Linked DNA regions of Homo sapiens: all the other regions are linked to region 5. Evidence: chromatin loops called from intact Hi-C (ENCODE). Cell type or tissue: mammary epithelial cell. All regions are shown on one strand. Region 1 overlaps DST (dystonin). Region 2 has its middle 190 kb from the start of COL21A1. Region 3 overlaps DST (dystonin). Region 4 overlaps DST (dystonin). Region 5 has its middle 120 kb from the start of COL21A1. Region 6 overlaps DST (dystonin). Region 7 overlaps DST (dystonin).

Region 1 (4,000 bases), 180 kb before region 5:
GGGCCTTTGTGGGATAAGGTCTGAGATAAAATCAGACCAAAGGGTGCTTGGCAAAGTTCCAGGCAAGCCAGAAACTGACATCATAGGGTCCATTTCTGGAATTATTCACAATTGCCATCTGTGGTGACCGTGGCTGTGTTTTGAACTCTATTGCAGATGTTTATCTTCCAGCAATTTCTTCAATGGTGAATTACCGTCTTTTCTGCCCTTTCTTTTTATAATTATCTTCTCATCCTTCTTAATTTCTTCCACAGACATTTTTCTTCTAAAAGCTCATATTTTTAAAGGCAATATGGAGTTCCATGTTGTAATCTGTTTCATTAAACAAAGGTCTTAGGCTCATGCCCCAGAGGATTAGAGGTGAATTTTTTTTTTATTGCATGACATAAGCTCCTCAGTGCCAAGAAATGACTGCCACTCAACAGTGATCAATGACACTTAATGAATGAAACATTTGATAAAAATGGTGGGCCAGTTTCCGTGTCATTGGATTTGGCCTTATTTATGATAGTGAGAACAGAAGTCACATCTGTATAGGGGACAAAGATAGGTTTATCCCTGGAAACAAAGGGTCCTAAATAGCAAGCAATTTTCTATATGGGGCTGATATAAACCTTTAGGGTTTCACAGCTCCTGTTATATTTATGAGGTGTGTTTTACTGGCAAAGATATATTGCACCATTAGTGCATAAAGAATAAACTAAGACCAAATAAAAACAGTTTATAAAACCACAAATTATTTTCTTTGAGAGATGAATATGAATCAAATGGACTTCCAAATTCTGTGCAGTTATAGTTGATAAACTCTTTCATTTGCTTGTCTTTAATAACATTATTTAGGTGACTGAATCTTGAAAAATACCTTCTTTTTCTTTGTATTGTTATTAGTTATGATTATTTGCAGTTTATTAAACGCCTTTGAAGCCCAGTTCCTTCAAGGCTCACAAAGCTGTGATTCTGTATTTAGTTCTTGATTCTTGAAGGTGAAGGAAACGTCCTTATTGTTGACTTGACCTCCTTCATTGCTCTGTCAAATTTTTGTATTTCTGATTTGCAAAATAAAGATTTCACGTGAGAGAATCCTCTATTAGAAAAACATAGTTCTGTGGCAATTGCTGCATCAAAGACTGGGAGAGATCTTGGGAGCAACTCTTCCTTCGTCAGTAAAGTTTGGAATTCTCTCTAGAACCCTGTCAGCACCTTAAAGATTAAATGACAGTAACCAAGCACTGTTTATACTAATGAAATTTAACCACATTAAATGGTTAAATTGTGAAACATTATGATTTCTTTCGGTTTCCTGTGCATTTGTTTAGAAAAAAGACCTTCATTTCTCTTTGCTGTTTCTAACTACTTGTAAGACAATGGACAAAGTAATAATACTGGTGCTGCTATTTGCGGGTGTCTCCCCTTTGGTGTTCCCAAGTACAGTGAAAAATGTGGCTGTTCATGTGGAGAACTGAAAGTAAGAAAAAGCAAGAGATAGGAGGAGCTTTCTCACCATTGCACTGAAAGTGTTTTGCAAACTGCAAAGTCCCAAATAAGTAACATTACCATTAATAGCTACAGAGATTGTTTTATTTGATTGTGAAGAAATATAGAGTGATAATTTCTCCTAAAATAAACCATTTAGCATGCTGTGTTTGTTTGCTTTCAGATTATTTGGAAAGAGTTGATTGATTTTATTGAAATTCAGCAATAAAGAACATCATGGCATACTTTCAGTATCTTGAAACCCAGTGACTTGAAAAAAAAGTTTTCAAGTAGACAAATACTCTGCATTTAGTATATTCCAGTGCCATAGGTAAAAAAAGGACAAGAATATGATTATGGTAGCTCACACAACCACTAATTCCATTTATCTGTGTATGTGTGTGTGTGTATTCCTTAAAAATAGTAATTACAATAATCAACAAATCAATTTATTATGGGCTTACTATGTGTCAAGCACTATTTTAATTTATCTTTAATCCTGTTAACAGTCATGAGAGGTAGATGCTATTACTATTCTGCATCTTATTATAAAGAAGCCTAGGCTCAAGGAGGTTAAGTGACTTGTCCAAGGTCACACGGATAGTGTCAGAACCTGATTCTTTTGATGAAAATGATGCACTGCTTCGTGTAAACTTTATTTGTCATCCATGTTTCACATCTGGTATTTTCTCTGGGGGATTTTCTAATCATCTTTGCTGTAGCCTAATTTAGACAGCCCGAATACCCAGCCATTGTTCATTTTAATCCAAAATACCAAGAACACCCACTTAAGGAACATGTTCTATAAAACTAGCAGCTATGAGAAATATGAGATGAACATGTAAAACAGTCTTAGAAACTGATGTTATGTAGGTGCCGTGATATGATAAGGGTGATGATGATAATGATGATGTTGATGGTGGAGATTCCAGTGATCACCACTACTGCTGCTACTGAGATGGAGCCAAACATTTCATTGTTTTAGTGATTATATCTTTCTTGGTTAAAGTAGTAAATTGACTTGTTTACAGTTCAGTATTTAATTTAGTTTCTGTTGGGCCTTAGACTTTTGTTAAACATTAGTTTTAACATAATTTTTGGAAAGTTTTTTAAATTTTTTAAATGGAATGATTTGTATTGAGTGAAAAGCTAGTTATAATTCCTAAAAGTGAAACAGAAAAGTAGTGAAGGACTGAGTCTGTCTTCCTTATTGACTTTGAAATATAATCTAGTTTGACATTAATCTATCTGGTAGCTTTAGTTTAACCTAATGTCACAGATAAAATCCTATAATAGTTTTTCTTAATACAAAATAAACTGCCTTCTGAGCAGAACTGAGAATAATAGCTATTACCCAGTTACTCAGCAGGGGGTGCCTTCTATTCACTGGACCCGTAATAGAGGATTTAAAGCAGGTTTGATAGACTTCCCCGATTCTGTTTTTCTTTCTATAGTTCAAGAAATAGCTGTTAATAGTTACTTGAGGTTTTCTTGTAAAGACAAGGACAAAATTCATTCGTTCATGTTTAAGATACCAATTCAAACATAATACTTAAAGCAAATGCTATTCTAAACCAAATGTCCTAACTCACTCAGTGAAAACTATCCTGAGATTTTGAAAGTAGATTGGTGTTATCTTTTGTGTTAGTTAGCTTGACGTTTTAAAACTATTTTGATTATATATAAGTTCTGTTGTACATAAGTTTTTCTACTTCTGAATACTAGTCATTGGACTAACATGTCTGAAGGGTGAAGTGTTTTCTATACTGTTGGTAAGTTAGAGTACCATTTTCCACTTACACTTATTTATGATTACGGTTAAATTCTATGCACACTGTTATAAATTGGTGGAATGAATAGCAGGGCGATTCTGTTTGTCTCTAGGCAGGAAGAAAGAAACTCCTTTGGTGTTCCCTCTATCCCTACTCCTATCTGAAGACTCCTAGCTCAAGATTATCTTCAAATCTAAACCACATTATTAAGTAACATTAATATTAACACATTATTATTTATCAAAGACATATGTAACTGACTGTATACAAGGAATGCCTCCCAGTAATTCCTATTATGTGATTAACAGCCAATCAGGTCTTCTGATCATTATGAAGTAACCATTATCACCATATTGCATGATTTAATTTCAATGAAAATCAAAGAGACTTGATGCTTTAATGAGTCCTAGCTAAATCTGTACCTTCCCCACCTCTATCTAGGCCAAGCTTGTCCCACCCATGGCCCACGGCCCACCTGTGGCCCAGGATGGCTTTGAATGTGGCCCAACACAAATTCATAAACTTTCTTAAATAACATGACAAGATTTTTTTTGCCATTTTTTTAAGCTCATCAGCTGTCATTGCTGTTAGTGTATTTTATGGGTGGCCTAAGACAACTCTTCTTCTTCCAGTGTGGCCCAGGGAAGCCAAAAGATTGGACACCCCTGATCTAGACCATTGTGAAAAAATGCCTTACCTCAGAACCTGCTTACAGTTTATTTCTGGCCACTCTGTTGCTGCCCCAATTGTAATTC
Region 2 (4,000 bases), 67 kb before region 5:
TTTTTTTAAAAAGCTTCTAACATATGTTGTGGATCAGTACATATTCTAGGCAAACTCCCAGAACCCTCTACTTCTGTAGGACTACCTAATAGTCACTGAATAAAATGAACATCCTGCACAGATAAAGATCCTGAATCATCAAAATATGCTTCAAATATGTTTATTTACTGAGTTGACAAAGCCTAAAAAGTATACTTATAGAATTTTACAGACATGTCTAGCCCAATATTTTATCTAAGTTAATCAGAAAACTCAACTTATTCAGTTACTTTATACTCTGCAAACTTAAGTTACCCAAGATGTTATCTGTGAAGTTGTTTAGCTATGACATTGTCAAAACCTTTTTATGATATGTAACTAAACTGGTTGCAATTTGTACATTTTACTTCCATAATTTCATACTTAGGTTTAAGTGTCATACTTAAACTATAGATCAATATCAAGGAATAATGTGAGATTACTGGAGATATAGTCTCTGAGATGTTCCTTCTCAGCGAAGCCATTTGATTTCTACCAAGCCTATACAGCAGCTTTTCCAAAGGTGTGTTCTGCAAACCACTGGTACTCATAGATATCACAGGACAAAAGGAATTCCATTGTAAAATAAATTTGGAAAAGATGCTACAAGTTATATTTCCCTGCATGTTATGCAAGTATATGCTGCAAGTTATATTTCCCTGTTAGAGTCTCATAATGCTATGTGTAATGAAGGCTCTGAGACGTCCGGCTGAACCAACACATGTGACATTTGTTGAACATTGTTTAATCCCATTTTTCCTCAAAATTTTACACCTTGGAAAAATGCTGTGTACATGTGTGTACTGCAACAGGCAGGGCAAATGCAACAATGAGGCCATGGGCAGAATTTTAAGAAACAGAGGCCAAAGTAGCTTAAGCAGGGATGAAGTTGCTCAAGAAAGACACATTTTTAAGCCATAAAGGACTATATACATGTCTAAATAGAGCTAAAAAGTGTGAAGAGACATATATTTTAATTCACCACCAGGGTTATGGCCCTGCCTAAAAACACAGACATTTTTCTAATACTTTATCATTTACAGGGCAACTACAGATGTATATAAAGTACACTTAATCCTCATATTAACCCCATGATATGAAGTGTTATTCTATTTTTTAAAGGAGAGAGGTAAATGTTAGAGTGGTTAGGGACTGGGCCTAGGACATGAGGACCTACAGCAAGGGAAAGATAAAGGTGAGATTACCCTGCAAAAGAAAGGCTGTCTTTAAATAAGTTTGGAGAGGCTCAATACACCATAGATCGTTGACCATTCTAAACTATTGTCAGTAGAAAAACTCCTTGGCCTTAGATTTCACCAAACCTATTTGCTTGCAACACATTTGTTTAAGGTTATTTTTTTTTTCCACATTAATTTTCTGTCAACTTTCTAGGGAACATACTTTGAAAATAGTTGCTCTGGATCATTGATTTCTTACTGGCCAAAGACAAGAATTATCATGGCCAAGAACTTCCCATAAATCATGGCCTATTAGTCAGACATTCCTGGAACTGGATTAAGGTTTACCTTTGTGGTTTATATAAAGAACACCCTTGCCAAGTAATTAATATGCCCTGATCTCCTTCCCCACTGCAATTTGCCCAAATTACTTGGGTGTAACTTAGCTTATAGAGGTTTTCCTCTCGTGCGTGGTTTCCAAGAATGGAGCCAGGTTGGTGCCTGTGCCACAGGTTGCTTAAAACATTTGGAATCTTATTTACCTTCTGGAAAGTAAATGGGAAGTATGGGTCAAACTTTAAAAATGAATACTCCAGATGAAAAGAAACTGATAATCATACCCAGATGTTAATTTAGTGAATGCATCTCATGTGATGCCATGGTAATGGCAAATTCCAGTGTTTGGTGGACCAGTGTGGGGAATGTTTAAAGTCTTCCTGACTCCAGTGAAAAGCCAAGAGTCGTTTGTTGGGAAGGTCTTGCTTCTTTCGGTTGCCATTTTTAAGTAGACCAATCTCCAGCCAGTCTATAGAAGTCATTATAAACACATCGAAGGATTACTCCAGGAAGGGTACCTAAGAGCATATTGTAAAAATGCAAAAACACAAAGACATACAAGCTACGATCTTCACCTTAAAAGCATTTTTGGAGAGAAAAGTTGATGTCATTTAACTGATTTTGATTTAAACTTTCCTCTAATGCATTTTCATTCTGGGTGACTAACTGAAGAAAAGAGGGGCAACTTTGAGGGAATATTTACACCCTCAATCTTTTAAATGTTTTAAAATTAAAATCCACAGTTCCATTATTTCTTCTGTTCTTTTTATGTTTTCTCTCCCATTCATGGTTGACACAGATAGTATGGCATATTATTAAGTCTTCAGCTCCTGTGAGCTCCTGTGAGCCTCAGTTTTCTCACACCTAAAATGAGAGGATGGGGCCAGAAATTGTTTAACGTTTCCTTGGATCTATGATTTTAGTGTAGTTCCTGGCCATGGTAGATACTGGATAAATAATTGTTGAATAATTCTGTATACTTAGTCACATATTTTGACCTCTACCAAATACAATAGTTCTGCTATCTGGCAGAACCAGGTTAATACCTTGGCTCCACAATTTATTAGTTCTGTGAACTTGAGCAAATTACCCTGCCTAAGGCTTTTTGGCCATATCTATTATATGGAAAGAAAGTGCTCACCTCATTAGGTTAGTAGAGGATGAGATGAGTTGGTCTCCACAACCCTCAGGGTAATGTCTTTGATACAGCAATCATGCAACAAATAGTTGCTGGTATTACCATATTAATAGACACTTATAAGAAATAAGTATCAGTAACAACAGGTCCATGGGAATTTCCACAGACAGGAATTTCCACAGAGCTAGAACTGTTCTCTTTATGGGTTCTTGTCTGCCTCAGATGGCATCCATTACAGTGGGGAATGTGTTCATAGTTAAAAAGTTTTGCTATCTCCATGCTCCTAGTTCCTATAAAATCACTTGCCTCATTGTGAATGTTCCTCATCTCCACCCCACCTTCTCCATCCCTACCCCACAGTCTCTGCCCTACCATCATCTGGCTGACTCCTGTACATTCCATTCTTGCCAGCTTTGTAACCTGCCCTTTCCTGTTCAGGGCACTTTCCTGATCATGGCACACTGCCTACGCTCTGTCCCTCTTCTCAGGCTTTCCCACTGAATGTGAGTTGCTTGACCATTTTGATTTTGACTATTTTATTCACCACTCCATCCCAAGAACCTAAGCGCATAATAGGTGACCAACAAATATTTGCTGAATAAACAAATAAGGTATTCATTTCTGTTCCTGCTTTTAAGACAACTTGGTTTCAGACGAATGCTTCAAAATACTAAGATAGCCAAGTGTCAGGTCTTTTCAGTGTTAGATAAGTTCCAGGATGTGGATTATCCAAAGACTACGTGGTGAACTCTATAGCACCCTTCATGCTTATGTTTGAAAATGGTTGCTGTTTTAGGAATTCAAAAGATGAAGCTACATTTTAAATTATGACTCAGAAAGAAATGGTCAGGTTTTTCATTTCTCCATAATTTTCTACACCCTTTATCAGATATGGCACATCAGTAGTCCTCTCCAACTAATGCATAGCATATCTCTTTTTCATCATGTCATCAAAGAACTAGAGGTTGAATAAACATTTGAACTTCAATGGCTCGCTTCTTGCATTGTAAAGTAACCACTTAGGTGCAACTTAAGGTTATTCTGTAACATTTATAAACCAACAAGATGATGAAATGTCCTGAGGCTGCAAAAAGTAGCTGAGAGTAAACTGCAAGACAGATCTGTTTTAAAATACAGGGTCTTCCTTCCCTTTGACAAGGAGAAGAAATGTCAGCTATCTGTAAGTCTGGCTCTTATGGTTGTTAAAACTGATGCGGGGATGACCACCAAATTTATTTCATTAAAATCACCTGAAACTTCTTTTAATATCTGTGTCTAAAAGAGTTTCATTCTTTGGAGATTACATTATGAAGTACATTTGTTTGAAAGC
Region 3 (4,000 bases), 200 kb before region 5:
AAAAGTGAAGAAATTTATGGAAACAACAGATCCATCCACTGCATCCTCACTGCAAGCCAAAATGAAAGACTTGTCTGCTCGGTTTTCAGAAGCAAGTCATAAACACAAAGAAACTCTTGCCAAAATGGAGGAGCTAAAAACCAAAGTAGAACTGTTTGAGAACCTCTCAGAAAAGCTCCAGACATTTTTAGAAACAAAAACTCAGGCTCTTACTGAAGTAGATGTGCCAGGAAAAGATGTTACTGAATTGTCTCAGTATATGCAGGTATGCCTCCCTTACTACTCAGGAGGCTAATCAGATAGATTAATAGTTAGGGCAAACTCATATACTTAGTGCCAGAATTATAATTGGCAATCATTTTAATTGCTTATAGATTAGTAAAGATCTATGTTTTACTCCTTTAAGAATTTCAAACCTTATCTTTTCCTTGAAGCCTTTGCTGATTGATTGGAAATAAATATCATTTATCACATGTATCATAGGTAGTATAAGTATCATCTTACGTACCAGAAGCCACAAAGAGACAAAATATAGAATGCATTTTAAATTAAATAAGGTTTACTGTGTTCCCTTTCAAATAGCCTATATGCATGTTTATTATATTTAGAATACTGGCCATAGGCAGACTCATTCTTATGTGAAATTATGAATAGAGCCATTCTGATCCCGCACAGACCTCTGGATGGAATGCCATTTGAAGATCTAGCAACATTTATATTGACTGAATATCTTAATGCTTTGTAGGAATCAACTTCTGAATTTTTAGAACACAAGAAACATCTTGAAGTTTTGCATAGTCTCTTGAAGGAGATATCCAGCCATGGCTTACCAAGTGATAAGGCTTTGGTCCTTGAAAAAACAAATAATTTGTCAAAGAAATTCAAGGAAATGGAGGATACCATCAAAGAAAAGTAAGTACCACTTTAAAAATTATATTTTATTCTATTTATATTAATTAGAGTGAGATACTTGTATTTACTTATATAGATAACTGAAACAATTTTGAAAACTTGAGAATAAGCATAGGGCTACTTTATAGATGTTTTTATATTTTGATCATTTTTTGCTATTAAAGTTAACTGCATTATTTGGTTTAACATTTAGAAGGAAAATTCAATACTTCTTACATAAAAGTGGAAAATGTTGCATAAGAAAAACGATGGCGGTGGTATATTACTGAAAATGATCTAAACTTGCTGTAGTCTCTGAAGCCTAGGGCAAATATCACATTTTTATTTGCAAAGGCAGAAATAACCTTGAACAACAGCTCGTGGTTCTTTGCTTTCTGAGCTCAACTCAGAAACGATGTGCAATTTCAATATGGCCTTTTTAATATAATAGTTTACTTTTTAAAGAGCAGTAGATGAGATATGAACCTGTGAAAAAACACTATTAGAAACAAGTGAATGAACCTAAGTTGAGCTAAAAAGCTGTACAGGGCCTTGTGATTGAGCTTTTGTGTTTCTGATCTCACGTTAGTTTAGAATATACATCGGATTTTGCTAAAGTTTATGTAGAAAAGCCTCAGAACATAGAAAAGTCATTTCTCTTCCAACTACTGTTCTTTATTTCTTCAGAATTCTCTACCTAAAATGTTTGAGTGCTGCCTTTACTTCTCACAGAGCTATATGTTCCATCCTGTCATATGGTATTTAATTCACATTGCGTAGAAGAAATGTTCTTGGTTTTCTTAGGTGATCTCTAGGTTGTTTCTTCTTTCAAATGGGTCCAACTTTAAAATAATGTAGTTATCAGTATTAGTCCAGCTGCAGTGCATTCTTATCTGCCAGTATTCTGCACGCTTGCATATATGTACGTGTCATCCACATGCCAGATGTAACTGTCCTCACAGTTGTTCATGTGCTGGGCATGTGCACTGCCTCCGTGGTGCAGAGCATACAGAACGACCCATACAGTTCACCAGGGAGTTTCCTGAGTCTCTGTAGGGGAGGCACACATGAAAATTCTCTAGTCACTAGGTTTCAACTCATTTTGGGAGACTTGAATCTGGACTACCTGCAGCAGTTTATCCATCCATAAACGTGACTGTAGTATAGTGTAGAAACCAGTAGGTGGCATTATGTTTTCCTCATGTCAGTGATTGTCAACCTTTCCCTTCTGGTTCTGTGCCTGCCGGCATTCAGCATCACATAAAGGGGACAGATCAAAGCTCATTGAATGTAAATAATGTTCAAACTGTTTGTGTATTCTTAGAGTTTATGTAGCATTATAGAGAGTGCCATTACATATGGGCTACAGATTTCTTGAATACTCCTATCTTTATCAATGAACCTTGCCTGAAAAATAGACCAACAGTTATTTAGCTCAGGGGTCCCCTAACCCCTGAGGTATCTACTGGTCTATGGCCTATTATGAACTGGGCTGCACAGTAGGAGGTGAGTGGTGGCAGCAAAGCTTCATCTGTATTTACAGCTGCTCTCCATCTCTCACATTGCTGCCTGAGCTCTGCCTCCTGTCAGATCGTCAGAGGCATTAGATTCTCATAGGACCAGGAACCCTATTGTGAACTGCATGCAAGGGATCTAGGGTGCATGCTCCTTATGAGAATCTAATGCCTGATGATCTGCCACCATCTCCCATCACCCCCAGATGGGACTGCCTAGTTTCAGGAAAACAAGCTCAGGCTCCCATTGATTCTACATTATGGCGAGTTGCATAATTATTTTAATATATATTACAATGTAAATATAATAGAAATAAAGCACACAATAAATGTAATGCATTTAATCATCCCAAAACCATCCCCCCTCCCTGGCCTGTGGAAAAAATTATCTTCTACGAAACTGGTCCCTGGTACCTGAAAGGCTGGGGACTACTGATTTAGCTGATTTCAGTTGTCACCTATGAAACCTTTCCTCCTGTATCAAAGGGTTAGAGTACATGGAAGATGGTTTCTTAACATTGTGTGACATGAGAATAATAATTTATTTATTCTTCTTTCTGTGACTTAAATTCTTGTATGATTTTTGTTATGTAGAAAAGAAGCTGTAACTTCTTGTCAAGAACAGTTGGATGCTTTCCAAGTTCTTGTTAAATCATTGAAGTCATGGATAAAAGAAACAACAAAAAAAGTTCCCATTGTACAGCCTTCTTTTGGTGCAGAGGATTTAGGAAAATCTTTGGAAGACACTAAGGTGAATCATTGTTATCTAATACTAAATTTCCATTTGTGTCAATAATGAAAGATTAAAAGACTAATGGTAGTTTTCTTTGATCTAATATCATCTAAGTTTTATCCTCATATATGTACTGTATATTTTGTTGACCTTTGGAAATCATGGCATGGGGCTTAACTAATTCTTTTGGAAAAGGACATAAATTTTCAGTGGATTTGCTTTTTTAAAAAAAGGTGAATTAATGAGTTGCTGACTATTCTAGTAATCAAGTTTCCTTTCCTACCAAATCTCTACTTAGTTTCAGTAATTTTTTATACCACTTCTCATAATATTAAGCAAAACATCCTCTTCACTCAGCATTTTACTCTAGCTTGTATATATTACTATAAAGAGTATTTGGAAAGAGAAGTTATTTGAATCTCCTGCATAAATAGTGCACAAGTCTTTTGTCTTCTGACTCAAGGCTTATGCCTTGACCAATATGGCATTTTTTTTCCCCCATTCCAAATTTGTGGATGTGTGTGTGTGTTTTTGTTTTTTTTTTTTTTCGAGACAGAGTCTTGCTCTTTTGCCCAGGCTGGAGTGCAGTGGTGTGATCTTGGCTCACTGCAAGCTCTGCCTCCTGGGTTCACGCCATTCTCCTGCCTCAGCCTCCCTAGTAGCTGGGACTACAGGTGGCTGCCACCACGCCCAGCTAATTTTTTGTATTTTTTTTAGTAGAGACAGGGTTTCATCATGTTAGCCAGGATGGTCTCGATCTCCTGACCTCATGATCCACCTGCCTTGGCCTTCCAAAGTGCTAGGATTACAGGTGTGAGCCACCTCGCCCGACCGTGTGTGTGTTTTTAAAAGTAATTGAAAT
Region 4 (4,000 bases), 98 kb before region 5:
GTGTGACTTCATTACTCTTTCTCTATTTTTTTTTTTCTCTTTTGGAACATCTCTTATATGTAGTAGCTAGATAAGAAATGTGCTGAGTTTCCCCAATACAGTGTGCTACTTCTAAATGAAATATTATTTTTATTTTTATACTTAAAAAAATAATCATCAATGTATTCAAAATTTTAACTTAAATTTGAAATCCTAAGATTTTCAAAAATATGTGTACAGAAAATAGTCTGATTATTTGGTTTGAAATTGGGACAACTGGGTGCCTGCACATCTCTAAACTAGATACTACATCCAGAAGCACAGAGTGTGAGTATGTGTGTATGTTCTAGAGTCATACAGAAAGTTTCCTGTTGAACTAATTGTGTCTTTCTTCCATTTTTCATTTTTATCAGTTCTTCCTGGGAAATCAGGTATAAACCAGTGGAATGTATTCTCAAGTTCCTGATGATTTTTTTTTAACTTTAATTCATAGTCATTAAAGCTTGCCATGGCCAATCTTTCCCATGCTGTCTCCCTAGCTACTACATTGTTGGTTGGCGTGGTGTTTCTGTAAACGCTATAAGGGTCCTTGATCCAGGATTCCTTTTTGCCTTGTGTCTCTCAGATGAGGAGATTACTTTTAAGCAAACCAGATAATGAATTGTAGCTTGGCTTGCTACAATGTTACGAATGCAATTTTTAATTCCCATTTTTTATAATATGAGCATATATTTTATGCTAGTACTCATTGGAACACAAATTTGATTCTCCACACATCTCTGTGTTAGGCTCATTGGTGTTTAACTGTTTAGGACATACGGTCTACAGTAGCTGAGAAGGATCAGCCTCAGGCAGTGACACAGGAAGACAGAGAGCCAAGAGGTCTCCTTGGCACTCAGCCACAAGTAACAAGTTCTCTCCAAAGAAGCTATTTGCCATTTGTTCAAAATCACCAATTTTGGGGCTTGGCATCTCTGAGTAGAAATGTTAACTCAGTAGGCTTTAAGTAATATTCCTTTTGAGGAAAGTTATCGCTATAATATATGCAGAATCTTAAAGTCACATTTTATGCCATCTTGATCGAATATTTATATTATTGGCACTTAAGTCAATATAAAATGTTTATGTTGACATTTAAGTCAGTATAACCTGTGTAGTGGCACTACATCATGATCAGAATTTTGAAACTAAGGAGATACTCTGTTTTGATTTAAACATGTTCATGAAGCTTTTATTTTATTTTATTTTATTTTACTTTGGAAAGAACCATGCTATCTATAGTATCTGACCATATTACATTAGATATGACTCTGCCACTCCATTTTAAAGCCATATTACATCTCAAGCTTCAAATTATCTATTACCTTTATTTATTGCAAGCAAATAATTTATTTAAAATAGAAATAGTTACTTGGAATAGATTTTTAAAACTTCCATTAGTTATACTATAATACTGAAATGTTACTTTTCCATTCTTGCTATTTTCGGAGTCAGCAAATGGGAGAGCATCTTTTATTTGCAGAGAGAATGAGAGAAATACCTCAAAAGGTTTTACTCACTGAAAGCACAGTCAGCAACATTAGTCTATTTTCTCTTGTCTTGTGATTTGGTTACTGGGAATATTTAGAGAAATTCTGAAGATGATGTTAGTTGTCTGGAGAATGCCTAATTAAAACAGAAAATTATTTGTATTCATTACACTTGAAATATCATCTCTATAAGGAACTTTTAGTTATTTCCTTATAACTTTTGTTTTGAGTATAATCTTGAACCAAAATCATCTAGTCCCATTATCTGGTTCCTTAAGGGTAATTTTCTTTAAATCCCCTCCTTTCCCTTTGCTTATTAGCGGCACCAATTTTTTTCTAACAAAATAAATTTACACTTTTATTTTTAAATTTTAATTAACATTTCAGGAAGAATTATAGGAAAGTTTAAGTCTCAATGTTTAAGGAAAAAAGATTTAGAAATAGTGGTTTTTAAAAGTTTGATGGAAAAACACATGAGTTCCTGCTGGTGCATTTTACATGCTTTCTAGGTCCTTCTGAGTTTTAGGATCCTGAGGGATTTGGTTGGTATTGTTTTTGGGTTTTCTTCTTGAAACTCAGTATTAAAACACTGAAAAGTAGCAGATTTTTTTCTACCTAGAGTTTTCTGTTTATCCATCATGAGCCCAAATAAAGTCACAATTGTATGTTACCTGCTTTACAAAGAAGCCATTTATGTTTAATTGACTGTTCATTTTGCTTTCTTGTCTGCTGGGATGACAACCGTGAAATTCAGTCTGGTAGTTTTTATGAGTTGGACATGAACCTATTAGAAATGATTTAAAGTATAAAATCATTTCTCACAGGCTTTCAAAACATAAACCTGTGATCAGAAACCTGGAATCTAGAAATTTATTCAGGACTTGCAGAATTTGTAGCATATCTACATTATTGGAGATCTATTGAAAGGGCAAGAAAAAGATGATTGCCTGTTAGTATCAACAGTTATGGTACAGACAACTATGAGAGAAACCTTTTAGATTTGGCAGCTGTATCATTAATAATGTGTCATTGGCTATTCTAATATTACAGTAATCTAAAATGGCATATTAATCCAGCCTTTAACAAATTGGTTTACCAGATCATTAGGGATGCAGAAATTTTAGTTGACTGTGAAATTTATATGAGTCATACTCATTTACTTTATTCTTTTTAAGTGAAAACTGCCCTTACAGAAAAGAAAATGAGTTTATAAAGATTTCTCACAGAGTTCAGTGGAAAACGGTTTTACTGTAAGAGAGAGTTTAATGAAGAAGAATCAAAGCTTATTAAATTTTTCTTAGAATCATTTTATTTTGGATAAGCCCTGGGCAAGTGGGCCAGTGCTTACTTTCATGGCTATGTTTAATTCCTAGAAACATTTTAAAATTACTGCCTTACTAATATTGTTTCTGTCATAAGAAAGAAAAATAATTTTTAGACCAAAGCTTTGGTAGTATACTTGATAACCTTTGTAATCTTTTTTTTTTCAAACTGTTTCCTTTGGGCTAAATCAGCATGCAGCCGTCTAACACAAATCATTACAAACCCCCTTTTCTGAGATTTTACTAATCGCTATGAACTAAGCAAGAAATTAAAGTCGGTTGCTTTAGCTACTGCAAATTGCACATCATCCTGTAGTTTAGAATTATTATTGACAACTAGAGGTTCTTTCTTTCTTCACTGAACAGTTTGGAGACTCCCAGCAACTGCGACTGGTCCGGATCCTGCGGAGTACTGTGATGGTTCGTGTTGGAGGTGGATGGATGGCACTTGATGAGTTCTTAGTGAAAAATGATCCTTGCAGGGGTAAGGAGATGCTTATCATGATAACATCATGAAAGTATTTCAATTTTATATTATATCCAGCACCAAAACATACTGGGCATAATTTTGGTCATTTATTCCAATAGTGAATGTTTCACATTGGTCTGTCAGCCTAAAGTTCCCAAAGAACCTGTGGCAGTCATGTAAACCATATTCTTCTCATTTTTTTCTTTCTTTTTTTTTTTTTTTTTTACTTTTTCTGGATAAATATGGTGGGCGGGAAATACTAGAATCCATTTTCTTTAGGAGACTTTTACATCTACGATTTTCCAAACAATTATACCAACCAAGGAAAGGATTTTGTCTGTTATGACATAGCAAAGTAAGAGAAAAGAAAATTGAGGTGATGAAGACCGAAAATACTGGATAATAAAAGTTTAAAGGTCAAAGTTTTTATGAAATGAAGAGCAGGTGAGGAAAGCCATAATTAAAAAATTTTTAAATAATAATCCAATGCTAACTTGACTCTTTGAAGTTGCAGATTAGAACATTAAAAATATAAACATATAATACTATAGCTCTCTACATATCTTCCAGCCCAAGTCCTAAGTTAGCTTTTAATTTTTCTGTTTTGAGATCCTTCTGTCAATTTTTAAGTTCTCAACCAATTTACGTTACACGTGGTCATTTGATTGCAATTTCTAATTAGGTACCAATTACTCAGTAGG
Region 5 (4,000 bases):
GATGAAAGGTCAAGGAATTCAAATAACATATGAATGGAAAGTCTAAGGTCTTCTTGGCACCCAAAATGGTACCCACTTCTCCTGAATGGCTCAGACACTCCTGTGGATATAGTGTTCTTTCATCTGATGTCAATGAGAGGCTGAACTGCAGATTCTGCATGTCTCTGGCACTTCTTGGATTTATGAGGATGGGCCCCTCTACTCAAACTGCCCTTTCCTGGGGAACCCTGAGAAGTTCCAGTCTACCCAGGAGCTGGTGAACAGGCAGAAGAGGAAAGGCCTGGGATGGTCCACGTGAATGGGGGGAACTTGGGTTGAAGGCCGATATCTCTTCACCTTGGTTGCCCCTGAGGTGGGGCTGGGCACCTGACTCTCCTGGCATGCCCTTAAGCTGATAAAGCATTGGTCATCAGAATGCAGCAGATTGGGCTGTGATTCCTTGTCATTTAGATGAGCTGAAGCCAAACAACTCATAAGATGTCTCTTATCTTACCCTATCCCAGTGTACAAATGTAGTCCCTAAATCCTCTTTCTGCATTAGGATTTTCAGTGAATCTACTGAATAAATAGCAGATGCTGAAGAACTGAGTGACGATACATTTTTAACTTTTCAAACAGCAACTTGATGGCATTTAACTTCTCTTGAAGCTTCCAGACTCTGGAATATATCACACTTATTGGCTGAATTTCCCTTTGAACCTGGAGGGTTTTCAGCAGACATGAGTAACTGGTGAGCAGAAGTTGTGGTCAGCATGTGGTGCAGATCCTAGAGGAAGGGAAAGCAGGTTTTTAAGATGATCATTCAATTCTTCAAGGCATTTCCTTTTTCCATAAAAAGATTATATATTAACCTGATTAGAAATATGTAAATAAGCTGCCTCCTTCCTTTTATTTTCATCTGTTGCTCTGCAAAATCCATTCTTTTTCTGGGAATGGAAGGAACTGATGTAATTGTTCTGTGTGGAGGACAATGAAGAGCTATTGGATCTTTGCCAAGTACATTTCCTGCCAGGGCCTGTTCCTGCACTCAGTTTAATTATGAGCAATTGTTTGGGCTGTGATGTGAAGAAATATTAGAGAATGGAAAAAAAGAAGACCAGAGTTCAGAATATTATGCTACAACTGATTCATGTTTTGGCAAGAACTCTTAACTAGATTTTATGCTTTCGCCTTGTGATGGTATCATAGGGAGCAGCTTTGCCATATAAGCACATAAAGCCCAATTGTACGGTTTATTTTGAAAAGGTCCAAGTAAAAGCATTTGAAAAATGCAGGAATAACACCAGCTATAGGATAGAGTTCTGTGTTAATCATGTGCAGTGCCCTCACAGAGGGACCGCAGTTATTTTAAACTGCATGTTAACACCACCTGTATTTAGCTGGTGTGTCAAATTTTATTGCTTAGCTTTTCATATATTTGACAAATCTCACATTTTACAGAGAGGCTCTGATTAATTCTCACGGTGTGTGCTCAGAGAGGGACGTGATGCCGGTGGAAGCTGAACTCTGAGGAAGGCCGGGAACAGAGACAGGTTTTTCCAGATCGGGATCTGAATCAGGCAATCCAGGAGCCTAGTGTCCTCAAGCGGCCACTGCTGGGAACGTGAATGTAGGCGAGGACCTGGAGATCAGACTCCATGTGGGCCGTTGACCTTTTCTGTTTTTTTGATTAATAAAGGAAAAGACAAATACAGAAAAGCATAACAAGAAATTTAAAGTAGCCTAAAATCTCACCACCTAGAGATAACGCCTATATGGCCTCAAGTCTTTTTCTAGCTTATGTTTACACGTAAGCATATATTTTTGAATAATTACAACCATTCAACATAAACTGTTTTGTATGATACTTTTCCAATTAAAATATATCATGAGCATTTCCCTTGCTTTTAATTCAAATGAAAGAAGTTTTAGTAGCTGAGTGTGATTACCTTTAATAGCTGTACATTCACTCTGAATATCAATTGGTTTTGTATAAATATTTACTGTGGCTGTTTTAATTAGTTTCTGTTTGAATATCATTGAGGTTGAGCAATTTTTTCGTATTTATGGCCATTTATGTGATTCTTCTTTGGCGAATTGGCTATTTACATCCTTTGCCCATATTTCTATGATGGAGACATTGAATTAATTCTAATTGATTTAAAAGATCTCTCTCTGTTGAACACATTAACTCCTTTTATCATATCTTATAAAAAAAGTTTTCACAATTGTTTCCTTTCTTATCTTGTTCAGGATTCTTTTAAGATGGGAAGATTTACATTCTTTTGCAGTCACATACATCAGTTTTTTTTCTTTATTTTTTTTCTACCTTTATGTCCAGAAAAGCCTCTGGGTCTCAACATCAGACACTTTTTTTATCAATATTTTGATTCTTTCATGGACACAATTTTACATAACACCCTCTCACATCTTAGATTTCTTTTGCTGTGTGATATGTAGGATGGTTTTTGATGGGTCCTGCGTTTATCTAGTATTCATTTTGTTTTGAATTGACTTATGGCTATTCTTACCCTGTTATCAGACTGCTTGAACTATTATAACTTTATAGTATGCCTTCATTATCTTCTAGGGTAAGTCCTTCCACTTTTTACTAGTATTTCCATCTTTAAAAAGCCACCAATGATTAAAATAACACTTTTACTTAAGTGTTTTGAATTGAATTTTGTCTTTTGGCTATAGTTAGGAAAGATGACCAAAACAATTGGTTCTCGATATTCAGCTAATAGTAGATACTCTGGATTCATACTTAGTATTTATTTGCATTGATTTCTAAGCAATCTGTACTCCACCTAGCTTGTTTCCAAAGATGGCAGAAAATACCATGCTGCCCATTCTACAGATAGAGTCTCAGCAGTGAGCATATTACATTTTTAATGGAGAAATTATGTGGACATTTTTCTACTGAAATAGTCACAGTTAAATAAAATGAATGGTATACCAGCATCCAGCATATATTTGAAGACTGCTGTAGAAGATTAAAAATTAGAGACCATTGAAAATTTCTCTTCCTCAGCACCACTGAGAATAGGAACAGGAAATGTCCCAAGCGACACTTGCTCACAGAGAATTAATGATAGGAAGTGACCTTGAAGCTTCGTTCCCAAGAAATATAAACAAACTTTCCCTGGCAGCCAATGGCAGATAACTCTGAAACAAAAGGAATGTAAGTGAATTTTAAGGGGGGTGAGGAGAAGAGGTTGTGGAGTAAGAACCTGGTTCCAACCATGACCAACTGGAATTTTAATCAAATAACAAAGTGGTCACTGCCCTGGATAGCCACTGTTGTGCTCTTAACCGAGATTTTCTTCTAACTGTAGACAAATCAAGCCATTTCACATTGAATTTTTTCCTCTGCAATGCATGAAGCTGTGTAATCATCCACCTAAAATTATCTTATGAAAGAAGTGTCATTTCAATTCTTTTTGATTTGTCCACATCTCTGAAGAACACACTTTTGATGTGTATAGGTGCAGAGATTTAAAATTTTATATTTGTCTAGTATATAAAAATTATAGCTCAACAAATGAGAGAATAATTTAAAATGGTTAGGTTGTCCTAGAATAACTTATTTTAATGTTTAGAATTATTTATGAAATAAAAAATTACAAATATTCTGCAAATACCCCCCTGCTTAGTTGAGTCAAAGGACAGCTTGTTGAATAATTTCTGGTTAGAGTGCTGAGATTAGCACAAATTAGAAAAGGTTAAAATTTTTTTTCACAGTAGTTTAATTGAAATGATTGTGCGCAAATGCTTTTGGGTGTTTATGATATACCTTTAAGAATTGTTTCTTCCAGGTGCAGTGGCTCATTCCTGTTACTCCAGCACTTTGGGAGGCCAAGGTGGGCAGATCACTTTAGTCCAGGAATTCAAGACCAACCTGGGCAACATAAGGAAACTCCATCTCTACAAAAAATTAAAAAATAGCTGGGCACAGAGGCGTATGCCTGTAGTCCCAGCTACCCGTGAGGCTGAGGCGGGAGGATCTCTTGTGCTCAGG
Region 6 (4,000 bases), 330 kb before region 5:
TAACAACATTTCTGACAATAGCCCCCAACTTGCTTGAGGTATCAGGAGAAATCATGGAAAAGAATTAATATATTGGATATGATCTTGACTTGGTGGCATTACGTCATAGGCCAAAATATTAGTAATTTTTCAATTAGTACAAAAAAATGCAGGAGAGTTCAAAATTATTGAAGACAGTGAGAGTCAGAGGGGGCAGCAATTTTTTTTTTAAATAGTTTGAAAAAAAGGAAGAGGCTGGGTGTGGTGGCTCATGCCAGTAATCTCAGCACTTTGGGAGGCTGAGGCGGGAGGGTCACTTGAGCCCAGGAAATTGAGGATGTGTTGAGCCATGATTGCAATATTGCACTCCAGCCGGGGTAACAGAATGAGACCCTGTCTCAAAAAAAAAAAAAAAAGGCAAGAGAAAAAGGGGGAGAGGGAGAGGTAAACACTAGCTTTTATTATTTCTTCATTATTATTCTTAAATATTATGAACATTAAAATGCTTTTCCCTATTAAATACTAGTAAATCCTCAGTGCTTAAATATTTTAAATGTTATTGTTGTTTGCTTATTATTCATCATTCTAGTGAAAGTTTCCAGATGGATACTTCTGAAATGTTTTCTGGCAGCATTTTGTCCAAGAAGTAAAATGTTAAATATCATAGTATATAATTCTCAGTATTTAAATTCATGATATTAAATGATTTTGTCCAGGAAGTAAATGTTAGGGATCATCATTTGATTTATTTACCTGAATGTACAGTTTGACAGTTGATAAGCTTTAAGTCTGAGTATTATATTATTTTAAAATATTTGAACAGCCTTCCAAATGCCCAGTGACTTATATATTTATGGCACATTGATAGCAAAATAATGCTAGTTATTTTAAAACCTTGTAATGGAAATTTGAGAAAATTGTTAGAATTGTTAGGATAGTTTCATACTTAATGGTAAAAGTAAAATAAAATTTATTTTTAAAAGACAAAATTTTTTCTAATTTTAAGATCTCAAATATTTAGGACTTCTCACTTGAGGAGTTGTATTTTTGTATTGACAAGTGAATGCTTTTAGTACTTGCTCTAGAACAGCAGTCCCCAACCTTTCTGGCAACAGGGACTGGTTTCATGGAAGACTATTTTTCCATGAACTGGCTGGTGGGAGGAGTGGGGGTTGTTTCAGCATGAAACTGTTTCACCTCGGATCATCAGGCATTAGATTTTTATAAGGAGTGCGTGCGCAACCTAGATCCCTCAAATGCACAGTTCACAAATAGGGTTCACACCCCTATAGGAATCTAATGCAGTGGCTGATCTGACAGGAGGTGGAGCTCAGGTGGTAATGCTTCCTGGGCCGCTGCTAACCTGCTGCCATGCAGCCCAGTCCCTATGGTATAGGTTTGGGGGTTAGGTTGGGGATCCCTGCTGTGGAAGACAAGAATGCAATAATACTTGCTCTTTCTTTGTTGTTACCATATGATTTGTAATATAAAATGATTGAGAATAAGGGTAAAACAATATTTAGTTGACTACTGGTGTTTAAATTATTCCATTTTTTCTTTGTATAATTTTAGAATTGCTTTTATGTAGGTAAAGATAACTGGTTCAGGTTTGATAAACAGTTGGTTTTATCTCTTCTTCACATTCAAAACAGGTGAAATTAGTGAATATTAGAAATGATGACATAACAGATGGAAATCCCAAATTGACTTTGGGATTAATCTGGACAATAATTTTGCACTTTCAGGTAAGCCCAAATTTTCTTAATTTCAGCATCTAATTGCTAGTTTTCAGGTGGTTCCTATGAAGGGTGAATGATGCATTCATGTTCTATGGAAGAAAAATAAATTTCAAGCTTCTTTCTTTAAGTAATATATTTGAATTGTTCTTTTAAGCAACATGCTGCTTGTGAATCTGGCAACTAGTTTCCTGTTCTTGATAAACTTAAATGTAGTTTTAAAGACAATGTCTGTTATCTCAGAGTTGGAAGACATATTTCTTTTTATTGACTGGAGACACACTTTTTTTGCTCATTAGAAAGTATTACCTGTTTTAGATACTTAAATGTTTTATGATTAGTCCTTATTTAGAATGTTTTTTAGTAATACAGGTTCTTAGCACTGTCAACTATTTCCTCCTTTGATAGACACTAGATGGCAGCATAATTATAAAGAGATGTGAAGAAGAAAAGTATTCATGTTTTATGCAGAGCTGTGCTTTCTCTCTTTAGATTTGAGGAAAATGCAAATTTATTGACTGAATTATTATCTAATAAACCTGAGCCAATTGAGGACCGATTTTGATTTAGTTTTGGGGAAGTGATACATTAAAAAGAATCTTCATTTGATTTAAGGAGATTCCTAACTTTAGAACTTGCTTTAGTTTACTAACTGCTGGTCTGCTTAAGAAATGTTCTGCTACTAGAGGTGGGAAGGAGGGGGAAAAGGGCATGGGCTGAAAAACTACCTATTGGGTACTGTGCTCACTATCTGGGTGATGGGATCATCTGTACCCCAAACCTCAACATCACGCAATATACCCATGTAACAAATCCGCACTTGTACCCCCTGAATCTAAAATAAAAGTTTAAATTATAAAAAAGACCCAGAAATGTTCTGTGTGCAGCACAGAGCCTGACCCACAGTAGGCACTCAGTACATCTTACCAATAGATTACTGTACAGTTGGATCTTGAAGGAGGAAGTGATCCTTTGCCAGCTTCAAAAAGGACCTGGGGTTTTGAAACAAATCTGGTGAGGAATAAGACTTTTTTAAAGGCTGGGCGCGGTGGCTCACGCCTGTAATCCCAACACTTTGGGAGGCTGAGGCGAGTGGATCATGAGGTCAGGAGATCAAGACCATCCTAGCTAACGGGTGAAACCCCGTCTCTACTAAGAAATACAAAAAATTAGCCAGGTGTGGTGGCATGCACCTGTAGTCCCAGCTACTCGGGAGGCTGAGGTGGGAGAATCGCTTGAACCTGGGAGGCAGAGGTTGCAGTGAGCTGAGATTGCGCCACTGCACTCCAGCCTGGGCAACAGAGCGAGACTCTGTCTCAAAAAAAAAAAAAATTTTTTTTTTTTAAGTTGGCTGAAATACAGGTTACGTAGACAAATGGTGGAGAATAATGTACCTGGGGGGCTTGTTGGGAACAGGATAGATTTGACAGGTATGGAGAGCTACAGGAATCAGAGTCTAGGTAGGTCTAGGACCTGAACAGAGGCAGCTGAATAGTTTCAGCAGAAGGACATTCATGGAGATCCAGGTAATCAAAGGAAAAGGTGTTAGTCAGCCAGACTACAGGGCAGCTAATACAGGTGAATATCCACTTAGCTGAGCTGTTAATGTCAGGGAGAGCCAGTAACCAGAACTGGAAGCCAGGACCCCAAAGGACTGAGGGCATTACTGGAATCAAAGATATTGAACCTAAGTGAAGGCAATAATTTGGCATGAAGCGCAGAACCAGACCTTGTTATCAGAATTGGGTAAAGTCTAGGTAGAACTGGCCAAAAAGTTGATTTCATATGGAGTTCCTCAGTGGCTTTGTCAGGGATCATTTAAGTAGTCCTAAGTGGATCAGATCCTAGAGCTTTTAGCAGAGTTGAAACTGCAAGAACCCCAGACGGGAAAGTCAGAGGTCTATTGGAGAGAATCAATCACTTCATCACCAGCTGGTGAGGTAGGCTGTGTCTGAATTTTGAATGTTAGACGAAGGATCACTGGGGCAATGGAAAGCATTCAGGCTTCGGAGGGAGGTAGAATTAAGTTTCGTTCTTGGCTCTTTTACTTACTGTTGTGATGCCAGTCATGTTACTACTTTGAGCTTAAAAAAAAATGTGTTTCTGTTCATCACTTTCCTTTTTCCGTCCATCACTTTCCATTTTCTGTCCATAAATCTTTTTCGGTGACAGGACCTGTGCTGGAGTCTCTCTGAATCCATTCTGGTTTGGGGGCTGCCTGATTCTCAAATCGTTTTTTGCTCAATTAAATTTTGCTAAATTTTAAAAAATGTGTTTTAGGAAAC
Region 7 (4,000 bases), 220 kb before region 5:
TGTAACTAGACAACAACAGGAGAAAAAGCTCCTAAAGTGTTTACCAGGGTGGGGATGGAGGTAAGGGTGGGAGCAGCAAAGAATCTGGAGGTAATAAAAGGGGCTCTGGGGTAATGGGAGCGGGTCATTTGGCTCCATGTAAGCCATTATAAGAAATGTGGGAAATTGCCCAGAAGGATTAGTATCCTTTTTGCCACACTTGTATGGCAAATTGGGGTGAATGGAAGAAGATGCTTATGGCTGGAGGGAAAGGGACTTCACCTACCTGATGCCTCCCTGCTTCCCTGAAGACTGAGGGGATCAGTAGCTCTGCACACCTGTGACTTGCCTGCAGCACACCTGCCTGGGAGCCCTGCCTTCCTGCCTTCAGAGTGGATTTGAATTTCTGGCACATGCCCAGCTCTGCAGGAAGTGCTCTACATATGTGATCTCATGTACTCCTTAACAGCAACCTGTGATGTGTAGGAGTTATTGTCTCCATTTTCACATGCAGGAAACTGAGGCCCAGTGAAGCTGAGTAGCTCCAGGATTCTCTTTTATTATATCTGCTTCTCTAATGTCCATTGGGCTTCTCTGAATGTACAGTGTTCTTGCTTAGTTATTTTTGAAACCTTTTTAAAGCTTAAAGTTACAGATTCTTTTTCCCTATTTAAAAGTTTTTCCAGGATCATTTCGTAATAAAAAATATTATACTTGTTTGTCCAAAAATTAGGTAAAGACATTCTTTTTTGGGTAGTTGTGAGAAAGCAGGGAATAAAATGAGATCAGATTATAGACACTTATTTTAAAATTGGAATAGAAATTGGTTTTTCTAAACTTCTGAAAAATGGTGTCTGTCCTATCTGATTAAGTACATAGAGAAGATTGGAAATTTTCTTTAAAATAAGATTAGCATGCTCAAAATGCCTTGTTATTCTGAAATCCACCAATAAAAGGGAGTACGGTATAGCTTGAAAAGGGGAATGAGAAGCAAGTTGTAGCCCTGTAGATCATTGAAACCTGTCAGTCTTGAGGCGGCAAGGAGCTCCCTGCAGGTGTTACCCCGTTACTGCTTGAAGATTATGATCAATTTGTTTTCACATAGGCCCAACACGAGAAGATCATCTCTCAGCACCAAGCAGTGATCATAGCCACTCAGTCTGCACAAGTGTTGCTTGAGAAACAGGGTCAGTATCTCTCTCCTGAAGAAAAAGAGAAACTGCAAAAGAACATGAAGGAACTGAAAGTGCATTATGAAACTGCACTGGCTGAGTCAGAGAAGAAAATGAAGTTAACTCACTCTCTGCAGGAAGAATTAGAAAAGTTTGATGCTGACTATACCGAGTTTGAGCACTGGCTACAGCAGTCAGAACAAGAACTTGAAAACCTGGAGGCAGGTGCAGATGACATCAATGGTTTAATGACCAAATTGAAGAGGCAGAAGAGTTTCTCAGAAGACGTTATTTCTCACAAAGGTGACTTGAGATACATCACAATTTCTGGAAACAGAGTGTTGGAAGCTGCCAAATCTTGCAGCAAGAGAGACGGTGGCAAGGTTGATACTTCTGCAACCCACAGAGAAGTGCAGCGCAAGTTGGATCATGCTACTGATCGGTTCAGGTCTCTCTACTCTAAGGTAATGTTATTTTGATTTTTTAAGGGAAAAGTCAATCTGCAATTATAGTTTTCAATTATAGTTTTGGAACAAGAGGCAAGAAACCTAAAATCCAAAACAGGAGGAAAAGGTAGCTTTAGCCTACTTCTATTTTTTTTTTTTTTTTTGAGAAGGAGTCTCACTCTGTCGCCCAGGCTGGAGTGCAGTGGCGTGATCTCGGCTCACTGCAACCTCTGCCTCCCAGGTTCAAGCAATTCTCCTGCCTCAGCCTCCCGACTAGCTGGGACTACAGGCATGTACCCCCACGCCCGTCTAATTTTTTTTCTGTTTTTAGTAGAGATGGGGTTTCACTGTATTAGCCAGGATGGTCTCGATCTCCTGACCTCGTGATCCGCTCACCTCGGCTTCCCAAAGTGCTGGGATTGCAGGCATGAGCCACAGTGCCCAGCCTTCTCTCTATCTTATTCACCTGCTTTACTTCTGAACAATGTATTTAAATATGAGAAACTTAAAGTTACTTTAGTTTTTGAGAGCATGATTTCCAGAAGTCCCAGCTCTCAAATGCTCTAATATCCAGTGTGACCACAAGATGGCGGTTGTGCATTGACTCTAAGCAAAAACAGATGCTTGCAGCCTCTCAAGCTTGGGAACTGGTTTCATCTCAGATTATCCTCTTCACAAACACTGCAGGTGTTTGTCTTGTATATTTGATCAGTATGTTATTTTAATACTTAATGAATAAAAGACTGTTTTGCTTGTTTTACTTCTGTGGTCAAGTAAAAGGTTTTTTTTGAAAAAAAAAAATCTAAGAAAATATTTACTGGTTTGTAATATAATCTGAACAGACTTGCCAAGTTGCATAAATGATTTAAAGACCATCACTGGCTCTTGGACTTTGCTCCATTCTAATATAGACTCTTTGTCTTCCTTTTGTTAATTAACTTGTGCAACATATAGAAATTTATTAAGCACCTTTAAAACCCTTCCATCAAATCGATATCTATACACATGGTGTATCAAAATCTCCTTCCTCTGATGATTGATGTCTTTATCTTTTATTCTATGTTAAGACTCAGCTCTTGTAAATATGTTTTTGAATTGGTATAAATCCAGAACTATCTCTTTATTTTATGGTTACTTTTTGGCTTCTTATAGGGTACCTCTTCATATAAAGGAGGAAATCTTAGCCCAACAGAGTTTTTATTAACTTTGGTGGAAGTCTGGTTTTTTTTCCAAGTTACATATTTTATAGGTCCTAAGATTATTTGATGCATATGAAAATAGTGGGTTTTAATCTCCTACCCCTTTTCTCTTTTGATTGTTAGTGCAATGTTCTTGGAAATAATCTTAAAGATCTGGTGGATAAATATCAACACTATGAAGATGCTTCATGTGGACTTCTTGCTGGACTCCAGGCCTGTGAGGCCACAGCGAGCAAACACTTATCTGAACCTATTGCGGTGGACCCCAAAAATCTTCAAAGGCAATTAGAAGAGACCAAGGTAAAAAGCGAGAGAAAGATCCACATTTCCAGTAGTCTTACTGAAAGGCTTCCAATTTCTCACACTTTTGTGATAGTTTCAGCTAAGAGAGGGGAACAAATGATGTGAAAAGTATACTTCTGCCTCCAGAGGTAGTTTTGACTCTATTTCTCCACAGTACATTCTTTTTTTTTCCGAATTTTTTTTTTTTTTTTTTTTTTGAGATGGAGTCTCACTCCATCGTGTAGGCTGGAGTGCAGTAGTGTGATCTCAGCTCACGGCAACTGCCGCCTCCTGGGTTCAAGTGATTCTCCTGCCTCAGCCTCCCAAGTAGCTGGGACTACAGGCGCCCGCCACCAGCTGGGACTACAGGCGCTAATTTTTGTATTTTTAGTAGAGACGGGGTTTCGCCATGTTGGCTGGGCTGGTCTTGAACTCCTGACCTCAGGTAATCCACCTGCCTCAGCCTCCCAAAGTGCTGGGATTACAGGTGTGAACCACCGCGCCCAGCCTTCCTGATGTTTTCTTAACAGGTTTGACATTGCTGTTATGGCTTGTGACGTGCCCCTCCATCCCCAAACAAAACTCAGTATTTTCCTGGCCACTTATTTATCTTTATACTTACTTATCTTGTTCACTGTTTTTTCCTCCATTAGAATTAAGCTCCACAAGAACACGTGTCTTTGTCTGCTTTATTCATTGCTGTATTCACAGCACCTAGAATATTACCTGGCCCAAAGTTGGTACTCAATAAATATTTGTTAAGGAATGGACAGTTGGAAGGGAAGAAGGGATGCTACCATCATATTCAGCGGTTCTAAGGACCAGGATTAGGGTTCTTACTGAATATCTTCATGATTCATAGAGATACAAACTTGAATAATTACTCAATACAGTTCTCAAAAAGTCCACCTGCTCTTTCAGA

What was found. A loop is a pair of places that touch in the nucleus more often than their neighbours do. Peaks named below come from ENCODE experiments on the same cell type or tissue, not always from the same donor. Only the 100,000 strongest peaks of a DNase experiment are listed, where the experiment ranks them.
Region 1: it touches region 5 in a loop (6-fold over the local background); 35 of 110 quality-filtered maps call a loop at or near these places.
Region 2: it touches region 5 in a loop (2.8-fold over the local background); 16 of 110 quality-filtered maps call a loop at or near these places.
Region 3: a loop joins it to region 5, with 5 times the contacts of the local background. A loop is called at or near these places in 18 of 110 quality-filtered maps.
Region 4: a loop joins it to region 5, with 4 times the contacts of the local background. A loop is called at or near these places in 32 of 110 quality-filtered maps.
Region 6: it touches region 5 in a loop (5-fold over the local background); 25 of 110 quality-filtered maps call a loop at or near these places.
Region 7: it touches region 5 in a loop (5-fold over the local background); 36 of 110 quality-filtered maps call a loop at or near these places.

What each region holds. Positions count from the first base shown.
Region 1 is chr6:56,547,998-56,551,997 of GRCh38, reverse strand. The region is part of intron 61 of DST (dystonin); the gene reads left to right. Among named protein-coding and RNA genes, the nearest start is that of DST-AS1, 290 kb to the left of the region's middle. In mammary epithelial cell, no CTCF peak of the experiment used is centred here; no DNase peak of the experiment used is centred here.
Region 2 is chr6:56,435,221-56,439,220 of GRCh38, reverse strand. No RefSeq gene overlaps it. Among named protein-coding and RNA genes, the nearest start is that of COL21A1, 190 kb to the right of the region's middle. In mammary epithelial cell, no CTCF peak of the experiment used is centred here; a DNase peak (open chromatin) is centred at 1,510.
Region 3 is chr6:56,569,012-56,573,011 of GRCh38, reverse strand. It overlaps DST (dystonin), which reads left to right. Exons shown (of 104, transcript NM_001374736.1): 52 at 1-265; 53 at 746-912; 54 at 3,000-3,156. Among named protein-coding and RNA genes, the nearest start is that of DST-AS1, 270 kb to the left of the region's middle. In mammary epithelial cell, a CTCF peak has its summit at 2,070 (motif pointing right); no DNase peak of the experiment used is centred here.
Region 4 is chr6:56,465,392-56,469,391 of GRCh38, reverse strand. DST (dystonin) reads left to right here. Exons shown (of 104, transcript NM_001374736.1): 98 at 393-410; 99 at 3,197-3,314. Among named protein-coding and RNA genes, the nearest start is that of COL21A1, 220 kb to the right of the region's middle. In mammary epithelial cell, no CTCF peak of the experiment used is centred here; no DNase peak of the experiment used is centred here.
Region 5 is chr6:56,367,805-56,371,804 of GRCh38, reverse strand. It overlaps a transcript of COL21A1 not described here. Among named protein-coding and RNA genes, the nearest start is that of COL21A1, 120 kb to the right of the region's middle. In mammary epithelial cell, a CTCF peak has its summit at 1,583; DNase peaks (open chromatin) are centred at 744, 994 and 1,534; H3K27ac peaks cover 2,612 bases.
Region 6 is chr6:56,697,377-56,701,376 of GRCh38, reverse strand. It overlaps DST (dystonin), which reads left to right. Exons shown (of 104, transcript NM_001374736.1): 9 at 1,632-1,724. Among named protein-coding and RNA genes, the nearest start is that of DST-AS1, 140 kb to the left of the region's middle. In mammary epithelial cell, a CTCF peak has its summit at 2,120 (motif pointing right); no DNase peak of the experiment used is centred here.
Region 7 is chr6:56,591,278-56,595,277 of GRCh38, reverse strand. It overlaps DST (dystonin), which reads left to right. Exons shown (of 104, transcript NM_001374736.1): 48 at 1,085-1,615; 49 at 2,920-3,096. Among named protein-coding and RNA genes, the nearest start is that of DST-AS1, 250 kb to the left of the region's middle. RefSeq lists an enhancer at 1,128-1,387. In mammary epithelial cell, a CTCF peak has its summit at 2,176 (motif pointing right); no DNase peak of the experiment used is centred here.